Regions from separate parts of the Homo sapiens genome. Here region 2 is linked to region 1. The links are chromatin contacts, found by POLR2A ChIA-PET in ENCODE. All regions are on one chromosome and are shown on one strand. The core of a region is the stretch at or near the end of the contact, and the rest is flanking DNA. Distances in the headings are between cores, read along the strand shown.

Region 1 (5,398 bases), core at 2,620-5,119:
CCTCTCCTTGTAGGGAATAGGTGCCAGTGTATGTGAGATGTGCAGGTACAGGTAGTAGGTCTTCTAGGAGGAAAATAGGAGGCATGGGGCAGGCTAGAGATGACTGCAGACAAGAGAGAGGGTTGCTAGCCCCACTGGGTTGTCCCAGTTGGCAATGCCTTGGACCTCAAGTTAGGATCCTTGCTCCCTGACTCTTCAGTCTGCTTTTCTAACTGTTAGCTCTGGCTGGGCCTGCTGGCTTTCCCAGGCCCACACCTTGGCACACACTCCTTTCCACAGCCTTGGTATATCAGTGTGGCCTAGTTTACATCCTGACTTTTCCACTTCCTGGCTGGGTGGCCTTAGGTGAGTTATTTCACCTCTCTGTGTCTCAGAGTGCAAGGCAGGCAGGGAGAAGTCAAGGACAAGGGCCACAGAAATAGAAAGGTGTGTGCATGTTCATACACATGTGTAGATGATAGTGAACATGAGAAACTCTGGGGGCTAGATTTTAAATTCCACGAGGACAGTACCCGGTCCTGCCACCTTCTGCTGAATAAATGGATAGGTGAGAAAGAATGAGAGTTTGTGTGCATATATGTACAAGTGTGTGAGAATATGAGAGGAGATAAAAAATGTGCATGTGCCACACAAAGCATGTGTGAACAGGTGAGAACGTGTGTGACTGGGGATGAGAGTGTCTCTGTGGGAGGCTCTGCAGAAGAGTAAGAGTTTCCATTTAGTAAGTACCACAGTGGGCCAGGCATGATACTAAGCCCTTCACATGCATTGTCTCATTCACCCGTCACCACGGCTCTGTGAATGAGGGACGACCTCTAGGTTACAGACAAGTAACTGAGGCACACAGAGGTGAACTGACTTGCCCAAGGAGACACAGTTCATAAGCAGGGAACTCTGTGGCTCTGAAGTTTATACCTCCCTGCTGCTCATGGGTGTGGGAAGCTGAGCTCAGAAGGAGCAGCTCTGCTCTCCCAGGGCTGCACGATGCCCGAGGCTTCCTGCAGCTGCCAGATGTTCTCCTGCATCTCTGGGTCCAGGATCCCCCACATACAGGTATCAGTGTTTGGTGTTCCTTGTGGGCAGGGCTTGTTGGAGCTGCTCTTTGTGTCAACAGGGATGGCCCCGCTCAGAGGTCAGCACAGAGGCACTGCTCAGGAAATGCTGGTGGACTTGAAACCTGATAGTTGTGTGTGTGTGTGTGTGTGTGAGCACGTGCGTGGATGTGTTTGTAATGACACAGTAACCTGGGAGAAATGGGTGGGGAGTGACTGCCAATGGTATAGGGAGGGCTTGGATGAGAGGGCCCCCATTGCTCACAGATCCTGACTTCCTCTCAGGCTCCCTTGGGAGTAATTTTTCCCTACCTCGGGGGCCTGAATCATTACATCTGAGGCCCCGCCAGGGTGGGTCAGGAGGTGGGAACCTGGAATCACTGGCCTAGCCATGGCAGGGAGTAGGCTCAGCTCTGCTCCTGAGGCCCCTGTAGCTGGTGTGGGCAGGTTGAGGCAGAAAGGCTGTGCTGTGAGCAGGGATAAGTAGCATGTGGAGCAGGTCTGGACATAAAGAGTCTTCTTCTCATTTCCTCTGCCACCCTGCCCACCGGGATTAGGTGCTGGCACACTCAGGAACTGCTTGTCTTCCCATGTTTCCCAAGACTGGCCGCATAGCCTCATCTCCCCATCCCCCACCTGGCCTTGGGCTCTCCTCCTGTGGGGCACCGGGCATGCTGGCTGTGGGGAGGAAGAATCAAGGCTGGCTCTAGGGTTGGCAGTGGTGGTCTTAGATGAGAAGAACTCTGGGCTATGGCCAGGAATATAGATGAACTTTCCAGGCCTGGCAACCTCTTGAAGGACAGTGAGGGAAGAGTCCTGGCCAGCCCCAGGCTGCTGCTGTCCATGCACGACCCAGCCTTAACCAGGAATGAACCAAAGAAGCAAAGAAGCAAGGATTGGCTGGGAATTTGAGCCAGTATGGTACAGGGGAATGGCCACAGGCTTTGGAGACAGATGTCCCAGGAGTCAAATCCTGCTTTCACCACTGATCAGCTTGGTGATCTCAGATGAGTCACTTCTCTCTGAGCCTTACTTTCCCCTGTAGGTAAAATGGGGATACTGAAACTCATTTCAAAAGGTTATGAAAGGAAAAGCATCTAACTTGGTTCTTGACAATAGTAGGCACTCAGTAAGCAGCAGGCTGCTTTCTGTATTCAGGTTTTGATGTCCTAGCATGCACTCCAGGGATCCCAGTCTCCCAGCTAGACTACTGGTGTGTCCCTACACCCTATTCATCTCATCTCTCCTTCCTTACACCCCAATGCAGGGTCCAGCTGAGAGCTCAGAGACCCCAAACAGCTCCTTCTTTCCCTACCTACCCAGAGCCACTTCACCCTCAAGGGCTGCCCCTGGAAGTGGGAAGGGCCCAGATTTTCCCTATTTTCTCCTCTATTTGGGAGAAAATAAAAAGACAAAATCTGGGCTATTCCCACCTCTACAGCCACAAAGATCATCAGAGGATCCACTGAGAAACGCAGTAGCTCAGTCACCTATTAAGCGAGATGATGGACATGAAACTGTGTGAATGGTGGAGCACTTTGGGAATGTTGCTCATCTAATTATCTCCATAAAGAAAAAGTGGGGAGACCTTGTATTCTTGGCAGTCCCTAAGCCTACCCCAAACTCAGATATCCTTCTAGTTCTTTCCCTTCCTCCCCATACAGGGTGACGGTTTTTGCCAAGGCTACGCCTGTCCCAGGTCTTGTGCTATGGCAAGCTCCGGGTTTATCCCAGGCGCCCGCAGTGCTATGGAAGTCCAGCAGGGGGAGACATTAGCACGTGGGTACGTCCTCTGGGGTCCGACCAGCGAGAGTGGGTCGGACCTGGAAGGTCTGAGCTATGGGATCGAGCCAAGTTATAAGCAAAGAGGCAAGGCGGGGCGGGAAGAATGGGCCAGGGCTGGGAGACAAAGACCCAGATGGCGAGGCCGGGACAGGCTGGAGTCCGGCTTCTCCGGTCCAGGATGCCCGCTTTTGCTTTTTCAAAAGTCTCATGCCCTGTGCTTTTTCCTCTTTGCCCTCGAGGTGTCTTTCTTTATCGACGTGCCCTCTCATCCCCGCTTGCCTATCCCGGGACCTTGCCCGCGCCTTCGGACAGGACAAGACTAAATCTTGGCTCCAGAGGTCCCACAAGGCTCCCCCAGAAAGCTGAGATTCCGAAGGCCTGGTCCCCAGGGGCGATGAACACGCCTTCTCTCCCCACCACACCCCACCCTGCTCCCCGCCCCACCTCTAACCCCAATCAAGTACTGGACCCTCACCAGTTTCCCCCTCCCACTGTTCTCACTTTTATGTTCCTGACTCCGGGTCCAAGTGCAAGCAGACAGTGCATTTTGAGGGCGAGAGGAGGAAAGCCCACTAAAGCCTTACGTGGGACTGGACGAGGAGCAGACAGGCTGTCCTTGACACGGAGGTGGGCACAGAGCAGGACTTCAGGGGTCCTGTGTGTAAAAAGAAAATGGAAATACTTTCCTGGGGTACTTGGGACAGGGTCAGTGGGCTGGGGTGTTGACCAGACGCGTGGAGAGGAGAGCAGGCCGGCAGCTCTTGAGAGTGCCAACTTCCCACGGGTTGAGCTCTCTGGGAACAGGACTGAGAGGGACCCAACCCTAACCGCACGAGCCGCACACTCAGATTGGTGCCATCGGGCGCGCGGCGTCCTTAAGAGCTCCCTGAAACCCCGCCCCCTTCCTGCTCTGGGGGCGTGGTATGGGGCAAGGACCCCGCCACTGAGCTTGCTATTGGCTAAGAGAGCAGGGTTGGCCTTGCGTTCGCCTGAGCAAGGGAGTAGACAGCACAGCGGCAGCGGAGGGAGTCTATGCGAGCTGGACAGCAGTGGGAGGTTTGTGAGGCTCGCACTGGCCGCAGACCCTCGGGCTCGATCGCCCGGGAGCCAGGACTCGGCGACGCGAGGCTGCCGGGCTACCCGGCCGAGGCTTCGGGGGCGCAAACTAATGGGACTGGCTCGCTCGGCAGCATCTCCCCGCTCTTCTAAGTACACTGAGCAGGGCCCGCGCTGAAGTAGAAGCTGTCCGGGGGCGCGTAGCCCGGAGTCCCAGTGTGGCCCGGAGGAACGGAGCCCGTGCCAGGGCGGCCCAGTCGGGAGCCCGGGGACCGAGCTTGTGCTGTGGGGAAACCCCCACTTCTTCCAAGGGACAGCGATCCCGGGACGGTCGAGGCGTCGGGGCGGTCACCGAGACCTCTGCGGGAAGACCCCGTCGGGGAGAGGGCGCGCAGCCCCGAAGCGTCTCGGGAAGTCGAGCGGAATCGGGCGGGATCACCCGGGGGCGCAGAGCCCCCGTCGCGCCTCGTGCGGCAGCGGAGAGCCCAGGAGAACGAGCCCTCGGGGGCCGAAGCCCATGCCCGGGTTGGGGGCGGCTGCCCAGTGAGTCCTCCTGGCCGGCCGGGCGGAGAAGAGCGACACCGAAGCCGGCGGGAGGGGAGCACTTCAAGGCCGGCGGCTGCGGAGGATGGGCGCCTGAGCGGCTCCGAGCGCAGCGCGGCAGAGGAAGGCGAGGCGAGCTTTGGTGAGGAGGCGCCAAGGGATCCCGAAGTGCAGTCTGCCCCCGGGAAGATGGCTCGGCCTGGGCAGCGTTGGCTCGGCAAGTGGCTTGTGGCGATGGTCGTGTGGGCGCTGTGCCGGCTCGCCACACCGCTGGCCAAGAACCTGGAGCCCGTATCCTGGAGCTCCCTCAACCCCAAGTGAGTAACTTATCTCCTCTGGACGCTGGGGTGGGAGGCACTCCTTCAGGGTGAGGCCGCACGCCCCGGAGTGCATGTGGGGAGGTCTTCGGAGGAGGAGCGGCGCCTCATTTTGTCTCCGGCTTTTTCGAGTGTTTTCCTGCGGGCGGGCGGATGGAGCAGGGTGCGGCGGGGTGGGGTAGGGGCACTTGGCTGGGTTGTGACCCCCCGGGCTTCCCACCCCCTGCCTCTGCACGTCTTGGATGAAGTCGAGGTGGTCGCACAGGCGGAGCTGGGGAGTCCGGGCGCCCGAGAGCGCACCGGAGAACTGAGTGGAGGCGAGAACGCAGCTCCCTCCGGGGCCCCTGGGAACGTGGTGATTTTCGCCGAGAGCCGCTCCAGGAGCGAGCTTGACTCGGGCGAGGGACGAGGCCAGAACACGGGTTCCTCGTTTGCGTAGCTGTGGAGGGAACACAGAGCGGGACCCGGCGCTTGGGGTGGGTGGCAGCGCCAACATCCCCACTCGGGCTTCTCCCATTTTCATTTCTCTTTCTTCCCTGTTTTCCTCCCTGGCTTTTTGCTTTGCTGTCTCTTTTTGCCCCCCGCCCCTCCTTTCTCCCTGCCGGAGCGGTAGAAAGGCGGGCGCTGCTCCCAGGCTCACAAAGG
Region 2 (5,040 bases), core at 420-2,919, 530 kb after region 1:
CCACTGTATTCTTCTTTCTCTCTCTCCTATTTTCCCACCTTTCTCCCTTTCTGTCTCTGCCTCGCCTGCCCCAGCCCCTCCCTCAGAGCCTCTCCTGACCGAGGGTCTGCTCTACTTGGCGAAGCCTGCTTTCCTCAGCTCTCTACAAAGGAGCCACCTGTGTCTTTTGTGTCTCTCCAATCTCAGGCTGTAACTTCTGTGGCAGCTCATACTGGGAAGCTGGATTTGAACAAGATCCTCTTGGCCCCTGGGAAGCTGGAGGAAACCCTGGGTCCTGCAATTTCTTTCCCCAAAAGAGGAAGTTACATTCTCAGCCTCCTTTAGGCCTCAGCTGGAGCTCCTGGTCTGCTCAGAACCATGGGACTCAGGAATAAGCGGGCCCTCAATGACACTTAGGAAGTCTGGTCTTTTGAGCTCAGCTCCACCATGGCCACCCTTTCTCCATATCTGGAGGTCACTCCCCTCCTCTGGCACCCACTTCAGGTCTGGCCCCACCCTTGTTCCAGAATTGCTGATGCTTACTCTCAAAGGAACAGGAAGAAGCCCAGTATTGCTGAAGTCTAGACTGTGGGGTGACAATTTGGCCCCAGGTGGCCTAGAGCAAGAGCATAGCATGGGAAGAGTAGAGGACTCAGGTTGAGAGTGGGTGGGAGAAATCAAGGGATGAAACTGGAGAGGTAGGCTGGGGCTAGGCCAAAGAGGAGGGTTGGATTTTATCTTGAGACTACTGGGGAGATATTGAAGGTTACTAAGCAGGGAAGAGAGAGGGCCCTATCTGGCCTCTGGATGGGTCCTGGATTGCAGAGGGGCAAGAGAAGAAGCAGGGAGAATGGTGAGAAGGCTGTAGATGAAGTCTAGTTGAGAAATAATGGAGCTTTGGACCAGGGTGGTGGCAGTGGAGATGGAGAGGAGTGGACTTTTCATGGCATATTTAGGATGTGGGATATAGAGTTTGGTGGTTAATTAGCTGTATGTATGGTAGGAAGGGAGGTGTCAAGGCAGATTCTGGCTTGTACAGTTGGGTGGCCGGTACTACCTGCTATTGGCATGGAAAACATAAGAGGAGGAACAGTTTGGAGACAAGATGAGTTCCGGGTTGGCCATGTGGAATCCAAAGTGCTCATGGGTCATCCTGATTGAGATAGCAGTCAGGCAGTGGCAGGTCCTAGAGCTCAGAAGGCAGGTCTGGAGTGGAACTAGAGATGTGGGAGATGGCCAGGGAAGCTGTGGGAAGGGGTGAGCCAGCCCAGAGCAAGAGCATGGCATGGGAAGAGGAGAGGGCTTAGGTTAGGGTCTGGGGAGATTTTCAGGAATCTGCAGAGCAAAAGAAAGTCTGTTAAGGAGACTGAGCAGGATGGCTCAGAGAGATTGGATGCCTGGAGAGCACAGGGGCAGAAAAAAACAAGGAAATGATTAGTGCCAAAAGGAAGGGGTCATCAACTGTGTGAAATGTTATGAAGTCAAATATCATGAGGAAGGAAAAGTGTCCAGCAGATTTCATGATGAGAAGTGGTGACTTTCATAAGAACATTTTTCAGCAGTGATGGGCATGGTAGCTGGACTGCAGTAGTTGAAAAAGTGGGGACAGCCAAGAGTGTTTGCCCTAATCCTGCCACATTCCACTCTATTTAATCATGTTCCTCTGCTCAGGAATGGAGAGGAGCCACCAAGCTTCCATTGCTTTCCACTACCCTGAGGTCTGAAGTCTGATTTTCCCTCTCCCCACCCATGACTCTCCTGTGCACGCACACACACACACACACACACACACACGACAGACACATGCTTCTTCACTTCTTTTTGCTTCAGCAGGCTGAATTCTAGGGTTCCCCCACCCTTTCCCACTGCAGACTCAGAAATAAATTGTTCACTGCCCCAATGGTGAAATCTTATCTGGTCTGGTAAAAAAAACGTGTGTCTGGAGCAGCTGAGCTCCACGTTTCAGCCAAGTGGGTGAGCTGGCCGCTGGCTGGCTGGCTAGTGTGCAGCCTGGGGTGGGGGCAGGGGTGGGAGATGGGAGGAGGAAGGGGAGCAGAGACTGGGATGGGTGTGAGGAGCAGGGGAAGGGGAGGGGAAAGAAGAAAGAAGATTGGGAAGTGGGAAGCGGGGCAAGGAGAGCTGTGAATGCTGAGAGGCTGGAAATGTTGAAAATGGAACTGCTTCCTGCAGTCAAAACTTGTGTCTAAATCTTGCCTTCACTACTTGCTACCTCTGTGGCAAGTAACTTTCCTCTCTGAGGCTCAGTTTGCTCATCTATAAGATGGATTTCATAATAGGTATCTTATTGTACTCTTCATCAGGCAGAATATTTTCTTCTTACTCTTACGGTCATTGTCCTTGTCATTATTATTATCAGGACAGTGCTGGTGTTGGGAGAAAGCCAGGCAGCTTTCTGGGGACCTTGCCTGAGCTACAGAAGCAACCACCCTGGGTCCCTGGGCCCCAGAGTCCTATACTTTCTACCTGGCTTTCTTTTCAGGGAGTGCTCGGGTTGTCTGAAGCTGGTAGTGGCAGCCAGCAAAGATGTCCGGGGCAAGCTTTAAAGAATGGCCATCTGGCCCCAGGCTTAGCAGTTCCTGCAGCCCTTTTAGCTTTTGCTCAGAGACAGTCTGCAGAAGGGAAGGCAGCCCAGCCTCAGGGGCTGGAACTCCACCTGCTTAGACACACCTATCTTAGCTGTACACCAAAGCCAATCCATTTTCAGGCCTGACTTTTGTGAGCCACGACCGCAGCTTTCCACAGACACCTCCGGCCAGCTGCTCACCACATGCTGCCTGGGTTTGGAGATGGGAGAGCTTCTGATGCCACAGGAGGACAAGGAGGCCAGAGGAGCACACAAGGCATGCCATCCACCCACCCCCAGGATCCTGATGTAGAGGCTGGTGTTGCTCTCAGGCTTAGTGCTGGCGAGCTCTACCTTCTCCTGTCCCTGGATCTGCGGAGTCCTGAGGAAACTCCAAGCCATGTCTGCCCCTTTGTGCCTACTGCTGCTTCTGCTCTAACCCCTGCTCTCCTGCCCTGTCAGGACGTTTCAACAAAAGGAGATCTACTGCTGAGGGGATTACGACTGATGGAAAAGAATCCATCACAGCACTAGGGCAGCAGGAAGTGGAGAAATGAGACACACTTTTCAGTTTGGGAGGGGGATGCCACCTCTTTCTGATTGGCAAGGCAGGAAGCTGGGGCCCAGACCATGCAGAAAGCCAAGCCAAAAGGGTGCTGGTGCTCCTCCGGGGCTGTAGGCCAGGAGCAGCAGTGGCAGACCATCTGGATGCAATCAAGCCTGCAATGACCTCATGGGGAGAAGGGGGGAGCCCCCAGAACTGAGAGCTTTGGGCCTCGCTCTCACTGATGAGGGAGGGAGAGGAGCTGTGTGGGGATGAGACACGGAGCATTTAGTGAAGTGAGAAGTATGAAAATGGATGAGTCAGGACAGAGGGGAGAAGCAAGCTGCCATCCTCGACTCACTTGGACTCAAAACTTTGAGAGAACCAGCCTGAGGAGAGCCAAAGCAGAAGCTGAAGAAGAGCTCCCATTCCCCAAGTCCATGGGCTCCAAGTGCAGCCTTGCTTGGAAAGGCAGGGACAGCAGCATGTGGCAAGGTAGGTTTCAGATGGGTTCCAGTCCCTGCATAGACTTAGAAGTTGGTAGGCAAGGTAGCTGGCAAGGACTTTCCAGTGTGAGAGGACTGGGTCCTTTCGGATGATCCCTTGGAGAGGTCTGTAGGGCAGAACAGGAGAAGTGGAGTCCACAGTGCAGTACAGGGGAACTGGCAATGGCCTGAAGCCCAGGTCCCAAGCAGAGCTAGTGGAGGAGCTGGAGCTTCACAGCTTGGAGCAGAGAAGGGAGGGGAACAGGATCGTTGTCCTCAAAGTTCAGAAAGGCTGTCATGAGCAGAGGGAGCAGACAGTTTCTGTGGGGCCCCAGGGGGCAGAGATGCCTGGGCAAAAGCCACAGGGAAACAGAGTTCTTCAGCTTAATCCAAAAAATAATTGTCTTAAGAACTGTCCAAGCATGAAATTGGAGAGGAAGGAGATAGTGAGTGCCCCATTACTGGAGATGTGTGAACAAGGGCTGGACAGCCACATTGTGGATATTCAAAGAGTAGAGGCGGATGGTCTCTTGGCATCCTCTGGCGACCCTGTCATGAGACTGCCTGGCTCCATGAATGAGGTTACTCACCTGTGTGAGATGCAACCCAAGGAAAGAGCACTCACTCCTTGGAGCTCTCCAAGGGATGGTGACTTGAGTCTGTACCTCCCAAGACACCTAGCTCGATGTGATAACATCATGTGAGCATTTGCTTATGTGGCTGTGCTGTTCTTTCATCATTGGATCCACAGGCCTTGGGCCTCTTACAATATCAGCAACATCAGCATCTCAACACACTGAGTAGAGTGGACATGTTTGATGATACATTTTTTTTCATACCGCATGGCTCCTAATAGCTTCCTATGGGGCTCAATCCAGAAAGCAGCGATTGGTTTCAACTTCATGGGCAATTGAAGGGATTCTCCGGGGTGATTTTGACTACCTGCAATTGAGTCTTATAGACTGACTTAAGATGCTAAGCTCATGTAAGGCGTGGCTTCACAAGATGCTTTATAACACTGCTAGGCACAAAGCAGTGTGCTGGGGAAGGTATGGTGTGAGGGCCCAGACACAAAGGATCTCTTCCTGGAGGCCTGATGCCTCCATCCTTCCCTTAACAAAGGACAATTACCTCCCCTCTTCCCCTGCTCCTCCGTTGGAGATCCTGTTGCTGCTATCTTCTAAAGAGATCCAGACTCAGACCATTTTTTTCCATCTCACCAGTTTCATTTTGGTCCAAGCCACCATCATCTCATTGGAGCAATCCCAAGAGCTTCCTCACTGCTTTCTCTGCATTCACTCCTGCCTTCCATGCTGTTTGTTCACCCCAAAGTGGCTAGATCATTTCTGTTAAGATGTGAGTCAGATCCTGTCACTCATCTGCTCAAAACCCTCCAGTGGCTCCATTCTTCTCAGAGCAAAAGCCAAATGACTTACAAGGCCCTACAA

The links. ChIA-PET counts read pairs that join two places held with the same protein, here RNA polymerase II (POLR2A).
Region 2: POLR2A ChIA-PET joins it to region 1 with 16 read pairs in AG04449. The contact joins the enhancer-like site here to the promoter of EFNB1 in region 1. POLR2A ChIA-PET finds 5 or more read pairs at or near these places in 4 of 52 experiments (AG04449, BJ, Panc1 and 1 more).

Annotation. Positions count from the first base shown.
Region 1 is chrX:68,825,152-68,830,549 of GRCh38, forward strand. It overlaps EFNB1 (ephrin B1), which reads left to right and starts at 3,870. Exons shown (of 5, transcript NM_004429.5): 1 at 3,870-4,753. The coding sequence starts at 4,626.
Region 2 is chrX:69,359,787-69,364,826 of GRCh38, forward strand. No RefSeq gene overlaps it. Among named protein-coding and RNA genes, the nearest start is that of NALF2, 140 kb to the right of the region's middle. Within about 2 kb of position 1,670, at least 2 of the 41 ENCODE cell types and tissues checked have a DNase peak (open chromatin) inside an H3K27ac peak, as active enhancers do.